Linked DNA regions of Homo sapiens: region 1 is linked to region 2. A link is a loop called in an ENCODE intact Hi-C map of the cell type or tissue named here. Cell type or tissue: thyroid gland. All regions are shown on one strand. Each heading gives the region's core, and the rest is flanking DNA. Links, peaks and the distances in the headings are about the cores only.

Evidence for each region. A loop is a pair of places that touch in the nucleus more often than their neighbours do. Peaks named below come from ENCODE experiments on the same cell type or tissue, not always from the same donor. Only the 100,000 strongest peaks of a DNase experiment are listed, where the experiment ranks them.
Region 1: it touches region 2 in a loop (5-fold over the local background); 1 of 110 quality-filtered maps calls a loop at or near these places.

What each region holds. Positions count from the first base shown.
Region 1 is chr3:150,692,584-150,697,585 of GRCh38, forward strand. All of the region lies in intron 3 of ERICH6 (glutamate rich 6), which reads right to left. Among named protein-coding and RNA genes, the nearest start is that of ERICH6-AS1, 8.5 kb to the right of the region's middle. In thyroid gland, for the core only: no CTCF peak of the experiment used is centred there; no DNase peak of the experiment used is centred there.
Region 2 is chr3:150,337,903-150,342,904 of GRCh38, forward strand. The region is part of intron 1 of LOC107986141 (a long non-coding RNA gene); the gene reads left to right. LOC107986142 (a long non-coding RNA gene) reads right to left here. Exons shown (of 3, transcript XR_001740959.3): 2 at 3,204-5,002; 3 at 1,715-2,419. Among named protein-coding and RNA genes, the nearest start is that of LINC01214, 17 kb to the left of the region's middle. In thyroid gland, for the core only: no CTCF peak of the experiment used is centred there; a DNase peak (open chromatin) is centred at 2,569.

The sequences.
Region 1 (5,002 bases), core at 336-4,335, 350 kb after region 2:
TTTTCTTTGGCCTGTATTTGTATAAATATGTTATTAGTATGTGTTCTAAAATTATGGGAAACTCCTATAATTTTGATATGAGTTAATGTACATTATCAGTAATAATTATAATTATGTTAAATTATTGTGTACCACAGAGGTAACAAATTTTCTTGTCAATTGTGTCTTTGACTATGGCTGCCCTAAAACTTTTTGTCGTCCCCAGACAATTGTTATCTTGTTTTGGTGCACTTTAGAAGGTGGATTTATAATCAGTTATAAAACTCTTAACAGGTGTTCTCAAATGCAGGTTTCTGATAACTTCAGAGACTATGACATCAGAATAGAGGAAAAGCTTTCAGGACTCATGGAGAGCTGAAATATTCAAGAATATCAAGCAGAACAGGAATTAACTGCATAGACTAAACTAATAGAAGTCTGAAGCAATGTTTTTAACTTTTTGCTTAAAACGTTGCTGATCCTTTGTTTTGTTTTTCAGACTCAAGAAAACTTTTAAGCTATTTACAGCTTTTAACAATTGAGTAAAGTGTACTCCTAAGAACAAAATTTGGAGTGTATTTGTTTTCTCTCTACCTGATTTCTCCAGAATTTAGAAACTATTTGTGAGTATTCTTAACTTATAGCAATACAGTTATTTGTATAAGTGCAATAAGAATCTGTTTTCATTCATGACAGAACACAATTGGAGAAAATGGTTATTTTATCAAGGCTTTGACTGGAATGGTGTGCTTTCCTTAAGGAATCAAATCTGACTTATGGATCCAATAAAAGCCCTTTGGGAAAACTGGCCTCATACTTGTCCATACAGTCCCTGTACAGGGTTCCTGACCTGTGGTAAGTAAAGAATGTCACTTTCTGACAGGCCTAGGAGCCCCAACTTTTATCTTGGAACTTCAAGAGGAGAGAGGATCACCCAACTCATAGGTATTTGATGGTACAAATCAATGGCTGGGCTCAACTTTAAAAAAGTCTTATCTGAGATTCTTTCTATAGAACAAAATTCCATCAAAGCCAATTTAAAAGCCTATGTAAAAATAATTACTTTTTTTTTACTGCACTGTATACAAATGATTAGGCCAAGTATAATAAAGCAAACCAGTCCTACCACAATTTGTCTTTAGTAAAAATGGGAAACTGGAGAGAGAAAAATTATGTTTCAAAACCTATAGTATACTTGTTGTTAGATTCTTGTCTTGACTAATGTTTTTCAATTTTTATTATTTTCTACAGTTTGGACTGAATTCTAATTTTTCTTGGTTACAAATCTTCAAAATAATGTTTTCAATTTTTTTTCCTTCTTTCTTCCCCCATTTTCCCCAATTTGGAGTCACTGAAAACTAAGCTGTGCTTTTGTAAAGCCCTGCAAACTGAAGCTAGAAAACTTAAACTTCAGAAGAAAATAACAACAACCTATTTACATACATAAGCCACTTTCATACCTGCCTAGTGATGTATGGACTTCAGAGTAATGTGGCCTATAGCAGTTTTCCAGGATTGTTCTTCTGTTTGCTGTTGTTTTTCTCCCTTCCTCCTCCTATTTTTTCTTCATAGGACATGAGACTTCACAAACTGCTAAAACCATTTTAGCCATGAAAGATCAGAAACAACCTGAGACCAGACTCATTATTTTCTAAAATGCTTTCTCTGAAAAATTTTATCTTTAAAATTTTATTTATTATTATTATTTGGTGTGTTTCAGAAAGATGAAACATCTTTAAAAGAAAAGGGAGAAGAAATGTGAATGAAAAATAAAAACTCAGGAACACAATTCACCATGCCACAAGGAAAAAATAAAGCTAAAATCTGAGTCATGCAAGAAACCACTTTTCCTTTTGTTCCTAAGCAGACAGCTACAGATAAAAGGTTAAATATCTCCATGGGTAGGTACTCTATGTTCGTTTTATCTTATTTAAAGTGCTGATTTACTGAGGGCCAGATGAATACAGAATTGACTATTCCCCTACCTGCTCGTTTTCTCCTGCAACACGTGGATTACCACTTCGTTCCTCCTTTCCTTCTGACCTGCTTTTCCCCTTTAAATACTGAAGCCCTCAAAATCATCTTTGGAGGAAGGCAAAGACCATTTCAGTGACTCTGTCTTACTTCTCTTCTGGGCATGTGCTTAACCATGGCAAAACAATTTTCTAAATTGATTGAAACCTGTCTCAGATACTTTTTGGTTTATCATCCCCACATCTTGGTACCAATTTTCTGTCTTAGGTTGTTTGGGTTGCTATAACAAATTATCATAAACTGAGTACCTTATATAAACAACAGAAATCTATGTGCACAGTTCTGGAAGCTGAGAAGTCCAAGATCAAGGTGCCGGTAGATTTGGTGTCTGGTAAGTGCCCATTTCCTGGTTCATAGATGGTGCCTTCTAGCTGTGTCCTCACATGGTAGAAGGAATGAACTAGCTTTCTGGGCCCTCTTTTACAAGGGCACTAATCCCATTCATGACAGCTGCATCCTCATGACCTAATTATCTCCAAAAGGCTCCATTTCTTAATACTATCACATTAGTGATCAGATTTCAATATGTGAACTTTGGGGGAACACAAATATTTAGACCATAACAACTGCTAAGTAAAAACAATAGAGAATAGATAAAACTGCCACTATTCACACGAAATGTAATTGTCCACTAGACCCTCAACTGACAAACTACTATGATGAATAAGGAAGTACGGCAAGGGGGTCAGATACAAGATTGATACATAGAAATCAATAGTTTTCCTACTGATTGACAATAACCAATTAGAAAATACAATAGAAAAAAAGATTCTCGCCGGCTGTAGTGGCTCACGCCTGGAATCCCAGGACTTTGGGAGGCCGAGGCGGGCAGATCATGAGGTCAGGAAAGGTCAGGAGACTGAGACCATCCTGGCCAACGTGGTGAAACCCCATCTCTACTAAAAAAAAAAAAATACAAAAATTAGCTGGGCATGGTGGCTCATGCCTGTAATCCCAGCTACTCGGGAAGCTGAGGCAAGAGAATCGCTTGAACCTGGGAGGCGGAGGTTACAGTGGGCCGAGATCGCGCCACTCCACTCCAGCCTGGCGACAGAGCGAGACTTCGTCTCAAAAAGAGAAAGAAAAAAAGACCCCAATGGTTGGCTACATCAATGAAAGACTATAAAACACCTAGCATAGACTAATAAGAACTTTATGAGGCTCATATATATAGTATATACTATATATATATATATGAAGATCAGAAACAAAATGGAGAGGTACACTAGGTTCCTGAAAAACAAGACTTAATATTAAAAGATTTAATATTAAAAAGGTATCAATTATTCACAAATTAATCTACATAGTCAATGTAGTTTTGGTGGGAGTTTTCAATGGAATTTTGATTCTAAAATACTTTTGGAAGAACAAGTGCCCAAGAATAACTGGGAATAATATTTTGAAAAAGAATAAGGAGGGGAGAAATTCATTTATCATATATTAAATATGTAAAACCATAGAAATTAAGATAGTGTGATATTGGTATAGGAAAATACCAATAGTTCAGTGGAACAGAATATTCACATGTGTGTATGTACACACATGAAATATATACACAATATATATTTGATAATTTAGTATAGGATAAAGACACCATTTCAAAGCAGAGTGGAAAGGTTGGACTGGTTAAGGAGTAGTATAGAGACAAAATTTGGGGGAAAAGGATGGTTATTTTCTTAAGCCATTCACAAAAATAAAGTCCATATTGATTTAGGTGCTAAAGATAAATAGTAAAATTCTAGAAGTTTTAGAAGAAAATGTAGGAAAATATACATATATTATTGAATTAGGGAAATACTTTTTAAACCACAAAATGTGAGAATCACAAGGAAAAGATTTACTTACATCAAATTTAAAATTATATTTAACAAAAATGACCACAAGCAAATGTAAAAGACAAACTGGGAGGAGCAATCTGCAACATATACAACATTCAAAGAAGTATTACAGATATGTAAAAAGCTGCCAAAAAATAAACATCAAGAAAGAAAAGACAACTCAATGGAAAAATGGGAAAAAGATATGAACACTGTTTGCTGAATTCAAAGAAGATAATCGAGTGACCAAAAAAACATATTATTGGTATCAAGTTGCTCAACCTCGGCAATAATCTTAATAATTAAGAAATAAAATAATAATCATTTCCACCTAACAGACTGTCAAAAATTTAAAAGAATGACAATATCAAATATAGGAAAGAGTAGGAAAAGGGTGGTCTCAACAACCCTTTTGATGGACGCATACTTTGGGTCAGCTCTTTAGGAAGGTGATGATTAAAATGTGTAACTTTTCACTCAACAATACCACTTTCTTGGCATTTGTCTTACAGCAATACTCGGTGTGTACACAAAGAGGAGGCGGCTTACTGTAACACTGTGGAAATAAATATCTAGGAACAATTTTATGCATCAGTTGGGGAATCTTTAAATAAATAATTGTACATCTGTACTATGTGCTATTATGCAACAATTACAAAGAATTTTTACCTGTATTTACTGGTAAAAATTTTCAAGGCCTATTAAGCGAAAAAGCAAGTGGAACAACAGATTCGGTGTGATACCATTCATGTAAATAACAACAGCAAACAAAAGGGGCCACACTACTACACTTTTATATGGATACAAAAGCTTAGGAAAAGATTTGGAAAGATACAAACCAACATGATAATAGTGGTGACATCTGAAATTGAGGGTAATAGTCAAAAGAAACTATTGTTTGATTTGTATCTTTTGACCTTAAAAAATAAGACTGTTGATGTTTTAGTTACACCACTGTACCATTAAAAGCTTAGCAATAAAATGGGACTGTGGAGTATGATTCCATTTCTATTCTACACTTATTTCACTCTCCTTTGAGCCCACTCCAATATGGCTTTTATCCCCAGAGTTACACTGAAGCTGGTCCTATCCACATCACCAATGACTTCCACATGCTAGATCTAGTAGTCAGTTCTCAGTCCTCATCTTCCTAACCTCTGAGTATCATTTGA
Region 2 (5,002 bases), core at 287-4,286:
AATATCAAAGATTTTTTAATCCAAAAAACATTCAAAGCAAAAAAAAAATTGCCTTTTTTTCCCAAAAAATCAGATTGTCATCTAACTTTTCAGCAATACTGAATTCTAGAAGACAATGAAACATTGCCTTCAAAGTTCTGAGGAAAAATGATTTTAAATGAAAAAGTCAACATTCAATCAAATTATCAGTATAATTGGAGAGTAGAATAAAGTTATTCTAAGTCATGGAAGGACTTAGTAAGTTTACCTCCCATATACCTTTCTTATAGAAGTGATTCAAGGATGTGTTCCAATAAAACAAGAGAGTAAACCAAAAAAGAGAAAAATAGGGAGTTAAAGAAACAAGCCAAACGAGAGAAAAATGGAAGGAAGACATGGCTTAATTGTCTCTTCCATTTTAGCTTTTCAATAAATCTAGAGAAGAAAAGTCCAGCTTGGAGCTGGCGGGACAAGGGTTTTAAAAGGCAGGTATCTGGAAAAAAAAATGTATATGAGCTGAAGTAATCCACAGATTTGGTGCTATCTTTAAGAAATTGAAATATCAAGTTGTAAAAAAAATCACAGTAATGCAAAAGATGGGGATGGAGAGGAGGAAATAATTAGAAATTCCAAGAAAATCACAAAGCTATGAAAAAAAGATATAAAATCATAGTATCTTATGCAGCTAAGAAGTGAACAATCTTTACATAGTCATAATGTAATCACTGCTGATCAATTTTCAACTCTTAGAATCAACCCACGGGGTTAGCCTAAAAAGGAAGACTTAGGGGTAGTTGCAGAATGAGGTTCATGTTTTTTGTTTTCTTTTTTCTTGAAAACATAAGTTAAAATTAAGCATTTGGTTGAGATTAGGAGGAATCAAGAAATGAAGGAAAGGGTAAGGGCTTTCATACTTTCACCTCACAAATCAAAGAATTAAGAGGTATTGTCAAATGGTTGATGGAATTAGAAGTAAGGATGTGAGTGTATTTTTTGTAGTTACACAGGTAACGGTTAATAGCAGAAAAAATCTAAAACTAGTGGCAATTTATGGGGAAGTGGAGGAAAGAAAGGCCAGATTTGGAAGATGAAAGATAAGTGAGTTAAATCCATAGCCAACATTATAGAAATCAGCAGATAATGTCTAAACTTGTTGACTAAAGAAACAGGAAAGTAATAATGTATTGAAGAGTTTATAACAAGTAAAAGCAAAATGTATGACAATCATAGCACAAAGGCTGGGAGGGAAAAAATAGGCATACTGGGGGTTCATACACTACACATGAAGTGGTATTGGATCACTCAAAGGGAGACTACGATTAGCTAAAGAGGTATGTGATAATTCCACTTCCAGTCGAATGGAGTAAGAAGGATTAGATTTACCGTCCTGCCTGAAACAACTAAAATACCAGATAAAATATATGAAACAACGGCGCTCAGGACTTTGGACGCCCCATGATGAAGAACAATGATCTCTGAGAAAGGAAAGAGAAAAGAAAATGTAAATCTATACAAACATTTGTGTAAAAATGTTCATCGCAACTTTATTTGTGATAGCCCCATACTGGAAACAACCCAAATGTCCACCAAAAGATGAATGAATAAACAAATCATGCTGTATCTATACAATGAGATATATTAGTAACAAAAAAGAATGAATTAGGTACATGCAACTACATGGTTGAATCTCAGATTAATTATGCTGAGCGAAAGAAGCCAGAAAAACAATACCACATACTATAAGATTCCATTTATTTAAAATTGAAAAATGAAAACTAACTTATAGTGACAGAAAACAGATCAGAGAGTATGGAGAGAGGTGGTGGGGGTATTAAAAGGAGCATGAGGAAACTTTCAGGGATGATGAATATGCTCACCCCTGAAAAGTTTCCCCTTGCCCTTTTTAATAGCTTGATTGTGGCATATATAAATGTCAAAATTCATCAGACTGCTCACATTAAAAATAAACAGTTTATTTTGTGTCCATTATACTTCAATGGTTAAAAAAGAAAAGAAAGACATGGCATAAACATATTATGGAAAAAGATAACAAATATATTACATATATTTATGTGTATATAACAAATATCTAAAATATATATCAAATAAATAATAAGCATGGCATAAACTTATTTTAGGAGTATGGAACTAACTGTCAAAGAGCTATAAGAGAAACTGTTTAAAGTGTTTCCTCATGTGAGGAAATGCAGGGCAGGAGAGAATAAGGGGAGGAACTGTGGCTTCTTCGTATATGCCCTTCTGGATTTGCTCATTTTTAACAGTGAGTACGTATGTCCGTTCAGATGCTCATAGAAGCCGATGCTTAGATGGGACCTGATGTTTACTTACTTGATGTTTAATGCTTAGCCTGTGAAGGATAAAGGGAGGAGGAAGCAGGAGTGGACAGGGAGAAAGCTGGGATTGAGATCAGGTCTGCCACCTGTGAAGAGAGAAGGGCAAGGAAAGGCTGGATAGGAAAAGCCTGGGAACCCAGAGCAGTTCTGAGAAAGACTTGCCGAGCTGATAGGGAGTGTCTAAGCAAAAGTTGCCCACTAGCAGAGTTCTGTGTCAGGGAGGATGGGCCTGCGCTGGCATCCTAGCACCACTTCAGTGTTCAGTCATTGGCTGGGAGCAGCCCAGAGGGCTATGGCTCAGCATGAATGCCGCAGTATATCCAAAGATGTGGCAGCTAGGGGCTGTCATTCTGCTATGTGCCCCACAGCAGGTTTTTTTTTGTTTTTGTTGTTGTTTTTTGAGACGGAGTCTCGCTCTGTCGCCCAGGCTGGAGTGCAGTGGCGCGATCTCGGCTCACTACAAGTTCCACCTCCCAGGTTCACTCCATTCTCCTGCCTCAGCCTCCCGAGTAGCTGGGACTACAGGCGCCCGCCACCACTCCCGGCTAATTTATCTATTTATTTTTGTATTTTTAGTGGAGATGGGGTTTCACCGTGTTAGCCAGGATGGTCTCGATCTCCTGATCTCATGATCCGCCTGCCTTGGCCTCCCAAAGTGCTGGGATTACAGGCATGAGCCACCGCGCCCGGCCGCAGGTCCTCTTAAAGGGACATCTGAAGATCATATTTTCCTGGCTGCTACAGCAGGCACTGATTTGATTTTAAAATTTCAAAAGTTTTTTTAAAAGAAGGATAAATTCCTCTGATCAACAAGTAAAATGAATAAACATTCAGAGAGCAGCACAGTCTTTTATAGAGTGGAACACTCACCTGGTTGGTGCTATATATTCTGCATTCTTTTTTGTTCAGAAGTGTCGAGTTGAGTAGGTTAAATCTATTTGGTTCTTTCCTAGTTGAAGAGTCACAGTAGACAGCAAAGAGGCAGCCATTTTCTGCAAAAAGTATCTGTAGAGTCAATAAGCGGGGTTCTGCGAGCACAAGGAGGAGCGCCACTTGAGAACCTATGGATTCTGATGAAGCAAACCTGGGAATCACATAAAACCATTTAGAACACATTGAGCTCATTAGAAATCCTCTCATTCTGTAACCCTCATGGCTCTGAAATTTCCTCTGACTTAACAAATAAGGCTAGCAAATAATAAATTATGTTCACAGTACAAAGCAATTGAAAAAGCTGTTAATATATATATATAAATACCACAGATATATATTTATATTAAAAATATATTATGTATATATTTGCAATTCAGAGACAAAGAGGTATATCCAGGTTTTTAAGTCCTGGAACTTACACAATTTTTCAGGCTCTGTTAAAAAAAAAAAATCATAACAATAAAATGCTCTCACATGACCACTCAGCACCACCCTGCATAAAGGAAAGTATATGTGTGTTGGGTTCGGGGATGGGGCAGAGTGGAAAGATGTAGCAGTCTTAACCAATTGTGATTCAAGTTTTTTATTTTTGCAAATTTTGCAAAAACGTATAACCATCTGAACATTTTGTAGAACCCCTCTCAGGGCCTTGGAGAGGGTCCTGATGCCTACACTTTGCCAGCATTGCAGCCCTCTATGAAGAGCAGAGAATAAGGGAGTGTTGATTCCCATAAGAAATTTGTGGATATAAATATAAGTTAGTGGGGGACAGGGGTTGGCCCTTCACACAGATGTTAGTACTGAAAATAAAAAGAATATGCACAGAGGGAACTGCCTGTTGATGTAAATCATCTTCCATGTGTCTGGCACCCCGGGCACTGGTCACTCCCTGCCAGGGCCTGGCTCCAAACACATGACACCCTCATGAGCCATCTGCACGCTAAGGACATAGTTGCATCTGATTTCTCTGAGAACCTGTCACTCGGAGCAGGGAGCTGAATGACAAGGATGAGCAAAGCACATTATTGGGCTCTGCCTTTAAAGGAAGTGGATTTGACTTGGTGAAAATATGGTTATACAGCATATGATCACAAGTACTTTTTTAAACACCCTGAAAGAAAATATAGAGAAGTACACTCAAATGTGCTAACTATAGATGTTAGAACTATGGGTGTTAGAACTATGGGTAATCTTTTTTAACGTTCCCCTCACATTTTCTTTAATAAGCATATATTGTCTTTAAAATTGAAAATAAATTTCAAAAAATGTTTAGAAAAAAATGCATTAACTTTGTATATATGGATATACACAGGTATATGTATTAATTAATGCAAGCAATGTGCAGGAATCTGGAGAGATTTAAAACTTCCCATGGCTTCCAGTAAGAATATTTCACATGGCAGCTATTACCAGTGTGGTATGAGAATCAGAGAATCAATTAATCTCACTTTTGAAAGGGTCTTTGTATTAGTTATCTGTTACTCCATCACAAATTACCCCAAAACCTTGGCGGCTTAAAACAATAAACATTTATTATTTCACACAGTTTCTGTAGGTTAGGAACCTCCGAGTGACTTAGCTGAGTGTCTCAGGCTCAGGGTCTCTGATGGGGTTGCAGTCAAGCTCTGAGCAGGGGCTGCAGTCATCTGAAGGTTTATCCAGGGCTGGAGCACCTACTTCCAAGATGGTCATTCATATGGCTATTGGCAGAAGTCCTCAATGCCTTGCCACATGGG